Regions from separate parts of the Homo sapiens genome. Here regions 2 and 3 are each linked to region 1. A link is an interaction called in ENCODE POLR2A ChIA-PET data of the cell type or tissue named here. Cell type or tissue: GM12878. All regions are shown on one strand.

The links. ChIA-PET counts read pairs that join two places held together with the same protein. Peaks named below come from ENCODE experiments on the same cell type or tissue, not always from the same donor. Only the 100,000 strongest peaks of a DNase experiment are listed, where the experiment ranks them.
Region 2: POLR2A ChIA-PET joins it to region 1 with 14 read pairs; 23 of 35 experiments call an interaction of 5 or more read pairs at or near these places.
Region 3: POLR2A ChIA-PET joins it to region 1 with 11 read pairs; 10 of 35 experiments call an interaction of 5 or more read pairs at or near these places.

What each region holds. Positions count from the first base shown.
Region 1 is chrX:13,079,749-13,084,748 of GRCh38, forward strand. All of the region lies in intron 2 of LOC105373133 (a long non-coding RNA gene), which reads left to right. Among named protein-coding and RNA genes, the nearest start is that of FAM9C, 38 kb to the left of the region's middle. RefSeq lists an enhancer at 2,027-2,196. In GM12878, no CTCF peak of the experiment used is centred here; a DNase peak (open chromatin) is centred at 2,093; H3K27ac peaks cover 4,946 bases.
Region 2 is chrX:12,983,051-12,988,050 of GRCh38, forward strand. No RefSeq gene overlaps it. Among named protein-coding and RNA genes, the nearest start is that of TMSB4X, 10 kb to the left of the region's middle. RefSeq lists an enhancer at 1,547-1,726, a cis regulatory region at 1,651-2,312 and a silencer at 4,131-4,327. In GM12878, no CTCF peak of the experiment used is centred here; no DNase peak of the experiment used is centred here; H3K4me3 peaks cover 2,100 bases; H3K27ac peaks cover 4,836 bases.
Region 3 is chrX:13,020,188-13,025,187 of GRCh38, forward strand. No RefSeq gene overlaps it. Among named protein-coding and RNA genes, the nearest start is that of FAM9C, 22 kb to the right of the region's middle. In GM12878, no CTCF peak of the experiment used is centred here; a DNase peak (open chromatin) is centred at 2,968; H3K27ac peaks cover 2,377 bases.

The DNA.
Region 1 (5,000 bases):
GCTAATTTTTTTTTTTTTTTTTAAGTTGAGACGGGGTTTCACCATCTTGGCCAGACTTGTCTTGAACTCCTGACCTTGTGATCCACCCGCCTCAGCCTCCCAAAGTGCTGGGATTATAGGCATCAGCCACCGCACCTGGCCCACATCTATATTTTCAAGCAAAAATGATTTCCCCTTTCAGTTGGAGAATTTTCATTCTTAATAGTTACTGCCTATCTTTCTCAAAAATTCCTGTGTCAATTTTGGAAAACATTAATTTTTTGGATAATGGGGACAGCCTTACATTTAACAGTTGCTTGGCCTTTAATCACCAATGGAAGGGGGAGAAATTATAGAATTTTAAAAAATGGTTGTGTTGGAAGAAGATCTTTTAAGCAGTCAAAGCAGGTGGTAGCATGTGGCAAAGGGGTGGCACTGATGGGAGAAGCATTTATTTATTTACTTATTTTTGCCATTTTACAATGAATTTACTAATTTGGGTTAGTAGGTGACTCATAAAATAGCCCTGTATGTGTTGTATAAAATAGAAGTGAGATAATGTCCCTTTTCTACTTAAAAGCCTGCAATGATGATAGTAGCCCTATTCACAATAGCTAAAAGTGGAAACAACCCAAATGACCTTTAAATGGTGAATGAATAAACAAATTATGGCATATGCATACAACAGAATATTGCTCAGCCATAAAAAGAAATAAGGTACAAATGCATCTCCAAAATATGATGCTAAGTGAAACTAGTCAGTCGCAAAAGTCACATATTATATGATTCCATTTATATGAAGTGTCCAGAAGAGGGAAATCCATAGAGACAGAAAGCAAACTGTGGTTGGCAGGGGCCACGGGGAGGGGATGATGGGGAATGACTGCCAATGGGTATGGGAATATCCCTTTGAGGTGATGAAAATGTTCTAGAACTAAATAGAGGTGTCGGTTGCACAACGCTATGAATACACTAAAAATGCCACTGAATTGTTCACTTTAAAATGGTTAATTTTATGATGTGTGAATTTCACCTCAGTAAAAAATAATAATTAAGTAAGATCTGCAATGGTTCCCTATTTCTCCAAGAGTAGAAGCCAAATCCTTACAGAGGCCTCCTATAGGAGATGGCCCTGTTACCTTCTGGCCTCGTCCTCTCCTCTTCCCACGACTGTCTCACTGAGCACCATGGCCTCCATCAGTTCCTCCTAATGCTAGGCATGCTCCCACTCCCAAACCCCCTTTGCACTGGCTGTCCTGTCTGCCTGGAAGACACTTCTCTCCAGTGCCCACATGACTCTTTTAGTCTTTGCTTACATGTCAGTGTCCAAGGAGGCCTGTCCTCACCACTCTTATTTCCAATCACACCCGTCCCCAAGTATCATTCCCTTTATTCTGCTCTGCTTGACTTATTTCCTTCTAACAAACTATGTCTTTTTACTTATTTATTCTGTTTATTCTCTTTCTCCTTCTCCTTCCTCTAACCATTGGAATGTAGCTCCACCACCAAAAAAAGAATTTTAATATGTTTCTGTATTCTAGGCTTAATTTGTATTGATTTTTTAAAAATGTCTACAAAATCAAATAACAAAGAATTACACATTCAAACAGATTCAATTAAGTGGATTCTGAAAGAAATATCTGTAGAAAATGAAGTCTCAAATCTCATAGTAAAGCATCTTCATAGCTTTTTATTCTCTGCTAATGTTTATATTTCATGGAGGCATAAAATCATTCAGGCTGAAGTTAAAACATCTTTCTTTTATCACAAGTAGCTTGAGTTTTGAACCCGGAGGAGGCACTCTGGGTTGAAAGTTATTCATTATAGAAAATGGTTGAACTATAAAATGTCTTCTACTGGGAGAAGGTCGGCTTATTTGGGTTGCTACAGCTTTATTGAGGGTGGGGCAGGGAAGAATATAAAAATTTCTTTCTGCTGTTGCATTTGTTTATCAAATTTGTGCAAGGCCTTGTTGATCATGGGAAGCATAAAGAACACAGATACTATATTCACGTTTAAAGTAAGACAACGGAATCTATCACAAGGGTAGTGAAAGTCTAAAAAAAAAAGGGGGAACAGAGAGAAAAGAAAGGGCAAGTATTTAGAAATAGATAGCAGCCTGAAATATTTTTGTACACGCACAGGAAGTTGCTTTCAGAAAGCCAGGCCACAAGACTCTTGCACACAAACCTTGCACAAGGAGCTCTAGGATTAGAAAATAGCATCATGAGCTGAAAGTGATTACATTTTGCAGATGGGTGTCTCTATTAATTTGGATCTATACTGTGGCTAGAGATCCTGCTGTCTGACGCAAAAGCAAAGGATGTAAAAGCCAAAAAAAAAAAAAAAAATGCTGTAACCCTTCTCTTAATATTGGCATTAAAGCTGAAAATATGCCTCTGTTTATCCAAAGCATAAGGAAGTTGTATATCATAGTAGCAGAATGTATCAGGTATCTAAGATTGAGTGCAGAATTCCGATAAGAGAGCTCTTGAGCACAGAGTTTCAGCTTTGGGCAAGGAAGAATTTCCCTGTGTCATTTTGTTTAGGGAAATGTTTCCCGAATAATACACATTTCATTTTTCTGGCATGGACTTGGACTCATGTGGATTCCATTTGAGGAAAGAAAAGCTCAAGAAGCAGAGGGGTGGTGGGATTTTTTTGTGACTGCTGCAATTTCAGAGAATGCAAAACTAGTGTGACCCACTAATGGTGACTGTTGTGCTGTAGAATGTTCTGTTCATAGCCACAGGGGAAACCACTGCGATTCTGAGGCAGAACTGGCTAGTTCAGGAGCCAGCAAAGACACTAGAGTTAAAACCCACGTGCCTACCTTTGTCTTGTAACAAATAGCAAAATTTTGCCTGATGTTGGAAGAAATATTCCTTTTCTTAATCTGGTGTAAAGCAAGTACATGTGAATGTTTCCCTTGATTAACTTAAGCTCCCTCAAATGACAGGTGCATTTGTGTTTTTGCGAAGAGTTGGAAGGTGGATTGGTGGTGAGGTGAGACAGGCATCATCATCGTTTAGGATTTTTCACGTGTCCTTGGGGCATAAACCAAGCTAAAGATATCCAAAAAAGCCAATTCCTCTTAGAGCTCTCACAGTGTAGCGTGAAACCTGCCTAGGAGACTCCAGTGGTTCTGAATCGGAAGGCAAATTGGCAGGGGGTACATTTTTGGTTATCAGGATTGGAGGCGGGAAAGGGGCAGTGAAAAGGCTGCTCTTGTCATGGAGTGGGTAGATGCCAGGGCGGCTGCTAACCATGCCACCATGCACAGGACAACTCCCCTAATACAGAATTGTCCAACCAAAAGTGTCACTAGTGCCGAGGCTGAGAAATCCTCATCCTAACACATGCCCTAAACAATAAATCCATTTTAAACATTCCCCAGTTGGTGAAATTAACCAGAACGATAGTCTGATAAAACAAAAAACAAGTAACCCAGTAAGTAATATTTCCTCCTTCCTCTTTCCCATTTCACAGAAAATCGTTGAATAAATGCAAGCAGGATATTTTTAAGAGAACAATTCTGTAAGCAATCTCCTTAAATATGTTTCACTTCAATTTCTGCCATTATCTAGAGGCTATATGCCCAGTACAATTATTGAAATCACTGTAACAGTAAAAATTTATAGCCGTATTAGTGTATTTTGGCTAAGTTGAAATGGCAGATGAGGGTAAAACACAAAAATCCTTTAAAAAAAGATAGCTTATTTGATTGCTGCACCAGTTTAAGAAAAAAGGCTAGAATTTATGTTAAAACTGTCTTTAGGGCCCAGCATGGTGGCTCATGCCTGTAATCCCAGCACTTTGGGAGGCCAAGACGGGTAGATTACTTGAGGTCAGGAGTTCCAGACCAGCCTGGACAACATGGTGAAACCCAGTCTCTACTAAAAATACAAAAAAAATTAGCCAGGCATGGTTGGGGAAAACCTGTAGTCCCAGCTACTTGGGAGGCTGAGGTGGGAGAATCGCTTGAATCCCAGAGGTGGAGGTTGCAGTGGGCCGAGATCATGCCATTGCTCTCCAGCCCAGACAACAGAGTGAGACTGATATGGTTCTGATGAGTGGAGGAACACCAGGGTTCTTGGTCCTCATGCCGGTTTAGATAAAACAACATGGACACACATGGAGTGGTTTTAAGGAGCGGAGAATTTAATAGGCAAGAAAGAAGGGAGAAGAAAGAAGGAAGAAGTTCCTCTGTACAGAGACAGAGGGAGGGGGTCTCCAAATCCAAGAGAGGAGGCCCCATGTGCTGAGGATACCAGCCAGTTTTATGAGGAGGCTGGAGGAGGCAGTGTCTGATTTGCACAGGGCTCAGGGGATTGGTTTGACCAGGCTTGTCATTCATGTAGCCTGCGAAAAAATTGGCCCCCCACCCTAGCTTTTAATATGCAAATGCAGGGCACCATGACGTTCTACACACGTGGGGATATGTGGGGGTGCCCATGTTGCCAGGCACATGTCCGGGGTAAGGGCAAGAGGACAACGGTGGGAATCGCCATGTTGGGTGGACCCAGTTTCTAATGGCCTGCATTTGCATATCAAAGGTTGCCGGCCTGGGTCTAGGAGCCAGAGTTTTTCTGCTAGACAAGAAATGTTTCTGGAGTTGCTTTGAAAAGAAATGAAAACTTTCCAAGGACCCCTTTTCCTCTATCTGCCTAAAATAATTTTTTAATAACTCCTACCACAAGACTTTGTCTCAAAACAAAAACAAAAACAAAAACAAACAAAAAAACCTGGATGCAGTTTAGATCTTTAGATGCAGGACAATAAGTGACTTACATAAAAATTCAAGCCCAAGAAAGCAATGCGTGTTTCAGTACTCCTGAGCTTGTATCTCTTTTAATTTATTGGCCAGAAGAGGAAACAGCTTCAGCTACTCTTCCTAGTTGGGAAACTTAATATGAAAACCTAATATGAAGCCCAAGATCCTTAGAGAATGTTAATACAGAAAGTCCTGCCCATGGCTTGAAAATTTTTGTGCAAATAGCATTAATTGGGGTAATCAGGAG
Region 2 (5,000 bases), 97 kb before region 1:
TATTATGAACACTTCATGGTCATTTGGTATCAACTTTTATACTGGAGCGGAAAGAAGTTTAATCAATTTGAAATGGTTAAAATTACATTTTTGTGTGGAGATCTCTGAGGTTTGCAGTGCCTTGTACTAGGGTTTGTACATTAAAAGCTGGTCTTCAATCATGTATTATGTTCCTGGGGCAGCTGTAACCAATCCCTACAAACTTGGGGGCTGAAAACAACAGAAATATATGCTCTCATGTTTTGGAAGCCAGCAGCCCGATATCAAGGTGTCGGCAGAGCCGGATTCTCTCCAAAGGCTCAAGGAGAGAATCCTTCCTTGCATCTTTCAGCTTCCAGTGGCTCCAGGTATTCCTTGGTTTGTGACTGCGTCACTTCAATGTCCACTTCCATTTTCACGTCGCCTTCTCTGCGTCTGTGTCTTCTCCTCGTCTTTCTCTTATAGGGGCACTTCTCATTGGATTTAGGGCCCACCTGGGTCATCCAGGATGATCTCATCTCAAGATCCTTAATTACATCTGCAAAAAAAACTCTTTCCCAAGTAAGTTAGCATTCACAGGTTCCAGGGATTTGATATGGACAGATCTTTGGTGGGGGGAGGGCTGCTATTTAACCCACTATAAATCGTCATTAGTGGGTTGTCTAGTAGAGGCACTGTAGTGCGATGGTTGAAATGATCAGTCGGTCAGCACTGTGGGCAGGGACATTTTACCGAATGAGTGGGTCTGTGGAAGGAGAGAGGATAACTGAAGATTTTCGACATTAATCAGAACATTATCCAGTGATTTAAGGACCAATATGGAAAAACTTATAGGACCCATAAGTGGGTGAAGAGAAAGGGGTATGGAAGGAAGGAAAATGAAAGGTTTGTAATTGGTTATTTGTTTCCTGTGATTACAGGGATGAATAACACAGGTGGTCATGGCAGAAAACAGTTGTGCTTCCTCAAGAGCAGTGAAAAATACCATGTGGGAAAAGAAGTGCATATACTACCCTAAGTAATTAGAGAGGTCAGTCACAAAATTTAAAAGAAAAGAAAGTAAAAAAGAATATAATCTGAATGGGTTTTTTTTGAAGAAAGGATAGTAATTATATAACCCTGAATTTGTCATTTCAAATATCATTGATAACTTGAGCTAGGAAGGTGAGAGCACCGTGAGTTCATATATGCAAATGTAAATTCTCAAAGCCATACGTGCATGCCTAAGGCATTCCTCTAAGGTTCCACTGACTTTCTCTGTATAAGCTCCGTGTTATAACAGGTGTATAAATATACATGCAACATGCATCGAGAACAAACATATTGGCATCTAATGTTTGGAACCTTCCGCCTATCAGGGCTTCTTTTCTGAAATAAGTCATGAAGTTTCCCAACAGGAGAGATGGATACCAAAAATAAAATCCATTTAAGTCCTCAACCCATTCAAATAATAAATCCTTCAGATTAGAAAGAGGTGAGGTCAATTGAATCTAACATAGACATTAAGAACTATCTGCCCCAAAGAAGGCTACTCCACACTTTTGACCATATTCCTTTGAAACAGGGAGGATTCATGTTCTCTCTCCTCTCCTGGAAGCTGACAGATACCCATGTATGATGTTGACATTTATGTATGTCTAGAATGCCTAAGGCATTTGGCTTGGCCAAGGCCGGTTGTGACTTGGCCCCCTGCCACCATTCTTTGTACCACAGGTGTTTCCAAGTAGGATCTCATTCGAGTTGGGAGGGTGAGTTAGGGCTTTAGACCACAGGAGCAGCTGAGGGAAAACTGTAAGGGGCCAGGCTTAGCCAAGAAAAGAAGGCTGAGAAAGATCCAAACCAGACAGCTGGCTACCATTCTAACCTCTATCCCCACCCCAGCGCTACCACACTTCAGGCCACACCCTACCCAGAGTGTGGTTTTCAAACCACAGGCTGTGTCGTAGGAAATCAATTTATTGATTCTTGCCAGCATTGAAAACAAAAATTAAAAAAAAAAAAAGACAAAATAAATCACTAAAAAGAAATCAAGCAAGAATTTTCAGAACTCCCCAGCATGGTAAGGGTAACTATTGTTTATCAAACTTCTGTTTGAGTTATTTATGAGGGGGAGAGATGACTGATCTGTGATGTACAATGTTTCTTTCAGTGTGAGTCAGACTCACACTTGTCAAGACTTCCATCCCCCAGCCTCCTGCCTGCTTATGGCCTCAATTCCTTTCTTTTCTCTGTCTAGCTTCGACTCCTAATCACTCACTTCAGATTGATTTTAAACCCTTTCCTCCCCATGTCCAGCTGAAGTCTTCCTTCATGCCCCAGTCCTGAATCCACTCCAAGAACCTGTTTGCCATTTTTTCACCCAGGCTCCCAAGTACTAACAGATAAAATATACACTTTGCCATGCTGTCACCTCAAAATTTGTCACTTGTTCCTGGTCAACTTACTATTAGCTGTGCCACCTTCAGAAACTTCGTAACTTCTATGAGCTTCACTCTTCTCACCTGCCTAATGTGGAAGGGGATGGCCATGACACATGGGGTTGCTGTGAGAGTTGAAGGAAATATGTACATTGTAGGTGCTCAGTATATGGTCTCCTTTATTATTACAACAGCCTCTTAGTTCACAAATCAATGCACTATTATTACATGAAATACTTCTTGACCTCTTTGTAGCCTTGTGTGTGTGTGTGTGTGTATGTGTGTGTGTGTGTGTGTGTGTGTGTGTGACAGGGTCTCACTCTGTCACTCAGGCTGGAGTGCAGTGGTGCAATCTTGGTTCATTGCAGCCTCTCCAACTCCCAGGCTCAGATGATCCTCCTGCCTCAGCCTCCCAAGTAGCTGGGACTACAGGTACATGCCACCATACCCCAGCTAATTTTTTCTCTGGGTAGCTGTGATGGTTAATACTGAGTGTCAACTTGATTGGATTGAAGGATGCAAAGTATTGATCCTGGGTGTGTCTGTGAGGGTGTTGCCAAAAAAGATTAACATTTGAGTCAGTGGGCTGGGAAAGGCAGACCCACCCTTAATCTGGGTGGGCACCTTTAATCAGCTGCCAGCATGGCTAGAATATAAAGCAGGCAGAAAAACATGAGAAGACTAGACTGGCCTAGCCTCCCAGCCTACATCTTTCTTCTGTGCTGGATGCTTCCTGCCCTCGAACATCAGACTCCAGGTTCTTCAGTTTTGGGACTTGGACTGGCTTTCCTTGCTCCTCAGCTTGCAGATGGCCTACTGTGGGACATTGTGATTATGTGAGTTAATACTTAATAAACTCAGTTCTGTCCCTCTAGAGAACCCTGACTAATAAAGTAGCTTTTGACAATGCTGACCACACTCTACTTTCTGAAACCCTCTCCTCTCTCACCATTTTTAGTCTCTGGCTTCTCTATTCCACCAACATCTCTGATTGCCTTTTCTCTCTTACCCCGTAAGTGTTGTTGCTCCCTGGTTTGAATCTTTTGCTTACCTCTTTTGGTGTCTGACTTCACTCTACAGACTAGAGGCTAGGTCTTTAGTTTCTAGATTTCTTTTGAGTTCTGAGCTTCACCTCGTCTTATCTCTGCAAACAGAAACCCCAGATAGCTGCTCATTCCTGCTCCAACTCTTGCTTCTGTTTCAGGGCCCAGTGTCTCAGCAAAGACTTAGAACATGGTGCTACTTTCTTCCTCTCCCAAGAAGTCATGTGAGTCACTGTGTTAACTTTAAAAAAAAATCGTAATTTCAAATTTACAGAAGAGTTGCAAGAATAGTTAAAAGAATTCCCTATATCCTTTACTCAGATTCACTAATTGTTAACATTTTACCACATTTACTTTCTCTCTCACCTCTTTTTTTTCTGAACCATTTTCTGAACCCTTTGAAGGTCCCTCAGCTTATATTTCCTAAGAACAAGAATATTATCTTACATAACCACAGTGCAATGATTAAATTCAGGAATTTTAACATCAATGCTGTGATATTGTTATCTAACATAAAGTCCATATTTAAATGTTGCCAGTTGCTCCATTGTCCTTTACAGCCCTTTTCTTCCTCCTCATCTGGGATCCAATCCAGGATCATGCATCACATTGAGCTGTCATGTCTCTTTAACCAGGAACAATTCCTCAGCTGCTCTTTTTCTTTCAAGACAGTCACATTTTTGAAGAATATGAACCAACTGGTTTGTAGAATTTCTATCATTTTGGGTTTGCCTGTTGTTTTTTTCATGATTAGAGTCAGATAATTCGGGGTAGGAAAACCGATAAAGGATGTTGTGTCCTTCCTGGTGCCTCACATCAGGACGCACGTGATGCCGATTTGTCCCATTCATTGATAACTTGGATCACTTGTCTAGATGGTTGCCACCAGATTTCTGCATTGTAAGGCTATCATTTTTCCCACTGTAATTAGTAAGTAACCTGGGGGAGGATAGTTGGAGGCTCAGGCTCAAGTCTCCTGTTCTTCCTCAAACTTCCACCAAGTAGTTTTGGCACTTATTGATGATTCCTGCCTGAATTGATTTTTTCTATGATGTCAGCAAAAACGGTGAATTTATGACACTATCATTTCTTTTTTTTTTTTTTTTTTGAGACGGAGTTTCACTTTGTCACCCAGGCTGGAGTGCAATGGCGTGATCTCGGCTCACTGCAACCTCCGCCCCTCAGGTTCAAGCAATTATCCTGCCTCAGCCTCCTAGGTAGCTGGGACTACAGGTGTGTGCCACCACGCCCTGCTAATTTTTGTAGTTTTATTAGAGATGGGGTTTCACCATGTTGGCCAGGCTGATCTTGAACCCCTGACCTCAGGTGATCCGCCTGCATTGGCTTCCCAAAGTGCTGGGATTATAGGCATGAACTACTGCGCCTGGCCCCTATCATTTCTTCTAATGTGACTTACCATTTTCTTATGTTCTAACCTGTATGTATAAACCAACAAAAATGCAATTTCAAAATTTATATGCTAACAATAATAAAAATAACAGTAGCTTCTATATGTTGGCCCATGGGCTTGTCCTGCCTGACTAGACACAACATTATAGAG
Region 3 (5,000 bases), 60 kb before region 1:
GGACATAAACATGTTCAAACGTCTATGATGAAAAAGAAAGGTTTACTATTACTTGTCATCCTCAGTTCCATTTGTCTTATTAGAACCTTGCTGGGCACAGTGGCTCAAACCTCTAATCCCAGCACTTTGAAAGGCCAAGACGGGAGGATTGCCTGAGGCCAGGAGTTTGAGACCAGCCTGGACAACATAGTGACACTCCGTCTCTACAAAAAATAATAATAAAAAAAATTAGTCAGGCATGGTGGCATGCACCTGTTCTCCCAACAACTCTGGAGGCTGAAAAGAGAGGATCACTTTAACCCAGGAGTTTGAGCTTGCAGTGAGCTATGATCACACCACTACATTCCAGCCTAGGCAACAGAACAAGACTCTGTCTCAAAAAAAAAGAAAGAAAGAAAAAAAAATAGAATCCAACAATCCCCCCACCCAACATTACGTTTCCTTTTTCTGTACCCTGGGCAAAGAATATCAGAATTTTCATACACAGTAAATTCTCTATATGTGCTTGTCACTGGGGTAGTTTAAAAACCAGTGCTGTGGGGTACAGGTTTCTCTCCACAAATCACCACCGAATCAGCTTCTGACAGATCTGCAGCTAGAATGACTCTTGGCCAATCCTAGGATGATTCCTTTATTCATTAGTGGCTTTCAATGCCTTGGGGCTACTCTTTCTGTTATTTGAGGACACCATGCAGCATGCAGCGGTTTTTTATTAACTCACTAATTGTGCCATTTCTTTCACTCTTCGGGTGATGTTGTATGTGTTCTAATATAAGATATACAACTCTTCATCATTTTTCCCTGTTCAGATAATCTATTCTGCACGAGGACTCCCTGTAAGAATATTCATAGTATTCAACTGTAGTAAGAGAAAGTTTGAAATAAACTGAATAGCCAAGTGAAAGGACATTGGTCAGATAAGTTATGGTAAACAAAATGGAATGCTAAACATCGATTAAAATCAGATGTTTGCTACTACATACTCATTAAAAATTTTTTTTAAATGAGATGTTTGACTGGGTGCAGTGGCTCAAGCCTATAATCCCAAAACTTTGGGAGGTCAAGGTGGGCAGATCACTTGAGGCCAGGAGTTCGAGACCAGCTTGGCCAACATGACAAAACCCCATCTCTACTAAAAATACAAAAAAAAAAATTAGGTGGGCATGGTGGCACATGACTGTAATTCCAGCTACTTGGGAAGCTGAGGCACAAGAATCACTTGACCTGGGAGGTAGAGGTTGCAGTGAGCCGAGATCGCAGCACTGCACTCCAGCCTGGGTGACAGAGCAAGACTCTGTCTCAAAAAAAAAAAAAAAAAAAAAAAAAAAGAGAGAGAGATGTTTGAAGGGTATTTTAAGTTATGGAATGTTTGCAATGCTACAGTGAATATCCTTGTACTGAATCATGTACACTGATGCAAGAAATTCTGTAGGATATATTTCCAGGAATGGAATTGCTCACTCAGAAAGCTTAACTATTTTGCATTTTATATATATTGGTGAGAAAAACTTCAAAAAGATTGTACAAACTTATAATCACAAAGCAGTAACCGATTGGATGAGATTTTTTTTAAGAGACCATTTTTAATCCATCCAGTTTAGTCTAGCAACAAGCTGGAATGCTCTAAAAGAAACTCTAAAACACTAATTTGTCTTTTCACTCAAATATGTATCTTTTTCTGAAAAAATGTCTAGTGAACTATATATAAAAATCATTCTATAAAGCATTTCTTTTATGTTACTAAATTAATCAGTAGAAAGGACATGTATTATAAAAATATACTGTTGAAAACATGTTTTCTCAACATCCTAAAAGCTTCAGGCTGTATAGACACAACCCAACTTTGTGTCTAAATGCTGTGTCGTTCATATGTTCCAGCCTTGGTTTCCTTATTCTTAAAATGAGGAGTTGGAATCTAAGGTCGGTTTCAGATGTAACGACTCCATGATTTTACAATACCTCTTATCAACTGATTGTAGTAACCAAGAGAACTTCCTTCTCTCTCCTAATAATGACTTTTTAAAAAAAAAATTGGAGACAGGGTCTCACTCTGTCACCCAGGTTGGAGAGCAATTATAAGATCCTAATTCACTGCAGCCTTGACCTCCTGGACTCAAGTGATTCTCCTGTCTCAGCCTCCCGAGTAGCTGGGACCCTGGGTGCGCCACTATGCCCGGATAATCTTTTACTTTTTGTAGACACAGGATCCCAGTATGTTGCCCAGGCTGGTCTCGAATTCCTGGACTCAAGTGACCCTCCCACCTCGGCCTCCCAAAGCGCTAGGATTACAGGCTTGAGCACTGCACCCAGCCAGAATGACATCGTTTGTCATAGGTTGTGTTTAGTCCGCACAAAAGCACTTTGAGGTCTCAGTATCATTGTGCCCATCTTACAGAGAGGAAACTAAGGCACGGAAAGGTCAGTAACTTTTCTGAGACCACAGAGCAAGGCAGGGGTGGCAGAGGAGCAAAACTGCAATCCCCGGGGGCTGGGACAACAGAGCCACATTCTTTCTCTTTTCCTCCCTTTCTTCCCTATTGTTAACAGATGGAAGCAAATCTCAAAGTGAACCCTACAAAAATTTTGACATTGCATTCCATAGCTTAGATAGACAATGTTTGTTTCTGTGATCCAAGGGAGAAGATTCTTAAATTATGTTCAATTGAATGTACACATCCAAACGTGGCTTAGCTTCTTTATGTCTTATGCTGTAAGAGTCTTTTTATGATTTGTTTTGATTTTTATGTTTTTTAAATTTTTCTAGGATATGTGCTTGATAGTACTGAAACAAAGGCAGAAAAGAATCCTGGGGTAGGGGGGTGAGTGGGAGGGAAGTCTCTTTAAGGTCAAATTGAGTTACTGTCTCTTGCAGATGAAGATGAATATGCTCTCTCTCACCAGACAGATTCTTGTGGCCCACGGAGAAATCTGAGCTAGTTCCCTTTTCTTGCTAATGAAGGGTCATCACTGAGGAGACTGAAGGGGAATTTTTCAAACCAGGTGAGACTAAGTGTGCAGGGTAGGCTCTCAACAGATGTTGGCAGCTGCCTTTCCCTCAAGGTCCCACCTCCCCCACCCCAGACTTCCAGACACAGGCAGCTCAGGACATTTTCGTACTTTGTGCCAGGCAAGAGATGCTCTTCAAATCTGTGACACGTTGGAAAGTTTTTTTTTTCTTTCAAATCACTTGGATGTTCCACATCTCCAAATAGCAAGGAAAAATGCTTGATCTTGCATTTTAAACTTTCTTTCTTGTTGGTCTTAATTTTCTTTATGTATTTATTTATTTTTTAGAGACAAGGTCTCCCTCTGTTACCCAGGCTGGAGGGCAGTGGTGTGATCATGGCTTACTGCAGCCTCAAACTCTTGGGCTCAAAGGATCTTCCTGCCTCACCCTCCAAGTAGCTGGGACCACAGAGGTGCACCACCATGCCCAAGACAAAGAGTCTCAGGCTGAGAGGCAGCAAGTGCAAAGGCCCTGGCAGGGTGGGAGACTGCTCACTGTGTCGCAGGGAAGGAGAGGAGACCTACAGTGACTGATGGGCGGTCATGGCGTGTGAGCAATGAAGAAGGCTGATGAGGCCCCACCCATTGGCCTTATATCACTGGGATCTTTTTCTCATGCAATGGGCAGCTAATGGAAGGTTTAGAGCAAGGGAATGAAGGGCTCTGATGATTCATAATAATAATAGCATAGTGTGACTATTATGATCATTTTAGAACTATCACTCTTCTAGCAGGATTAGGAAAGAGGCCCTACACCAAAAACATAGACAGGGAGACCCAGTCCAGGAACAGGTGGAGATGATGGATTAGCAAGGGAGGGCAGGGACTGAAGAGCCGTGGGTACTGAGTGCACCAAGGGCACTGAGAGAAGGCCTGGGCTGCTGATTCCATGCTCTTGTGTTGCTTTGCTTTAGTGTTACTGCTGTCCTGCCCTTTGGCCAAGGGAAAAGATAAGAGTAATTTGAAAGGAAATATCCCTGGGAGAATAACAGCTTGTTTACCTGAAACGGATAATTCCTTGGAACAGGACTTGCCAGCTTTCAAGGATTCTAAAATTATGAGGCCAATCTGCACTTTAACCTGGACATGATCAGGATGTACTAAACTGAGACCGGGGAACCAGCCCTGGAGTTAAGACTCCTATTTTCAGTTTTGCTTTCGACCTTCCATAAACTGTTCCAATTCTCACTCATCTCCTGATACCATATTATTTTGGGCATCACATTTCCATGACTTGACTCCCTACACAAATTCTGCTTTGAAGCTTTTTCTATGCTGAAGCCACAATGGATCAATTCAGTCCAATAACAGCTCAGCGGAAGGGAAGGGAAGTCAGTCAAAGCAGGGATTTGGTGTCAAGTAAACACAATAATAGGCTTTTAACTGAATGAGTCTTTCCCTTTTTATTTTCACTTTTTTATTTTTTTATTTTTATTATTATTATTATTTTTTTTGAGACGGAGTCTCGCTCTTTCGCCCAGGCTGGAGTACAGTAGCGCAATCTCGGCTCACTGCAAGCTCCGCCTCCCGGGTTCACGCCATTCTCCTGCCTCAGCCTCCTCAGCAGCTGGGACTACAGGCACACGCCGCCACGCCCGGCTAATTTTTGTATTTTTAGTAGAGACGGGGTTTCACTGTGTTAGCCAGGACGGTCTCGATCTCCTGACCTTGTGATCCGCCCGCCTCCCAAAGTGCTGGGATTACAGGCATGAGCCACCGCGCCTGGCGCGTCTTTCCCTTTTTAGCCAATTATTTTGTTGTGTAGACAGAGCCTCAACCAGCCCCGGTACCATTTGTCTCTTCCCAACGACTCCTCCCTATTCTCCTTCCTGGTAGTTCTGTGGGCTCCTTCATGCTGGTTTCCATGCCACAACCTATCTGGAATCTTGGAATTGCAGAACTTCAGAGGAAAGAGAAGTCTGGAGTATATCTGAAGTCATGACAAACAACTTCCTTTCCCCATAGCTGATAAAGAATGGGCCTGCAGGTCCCAT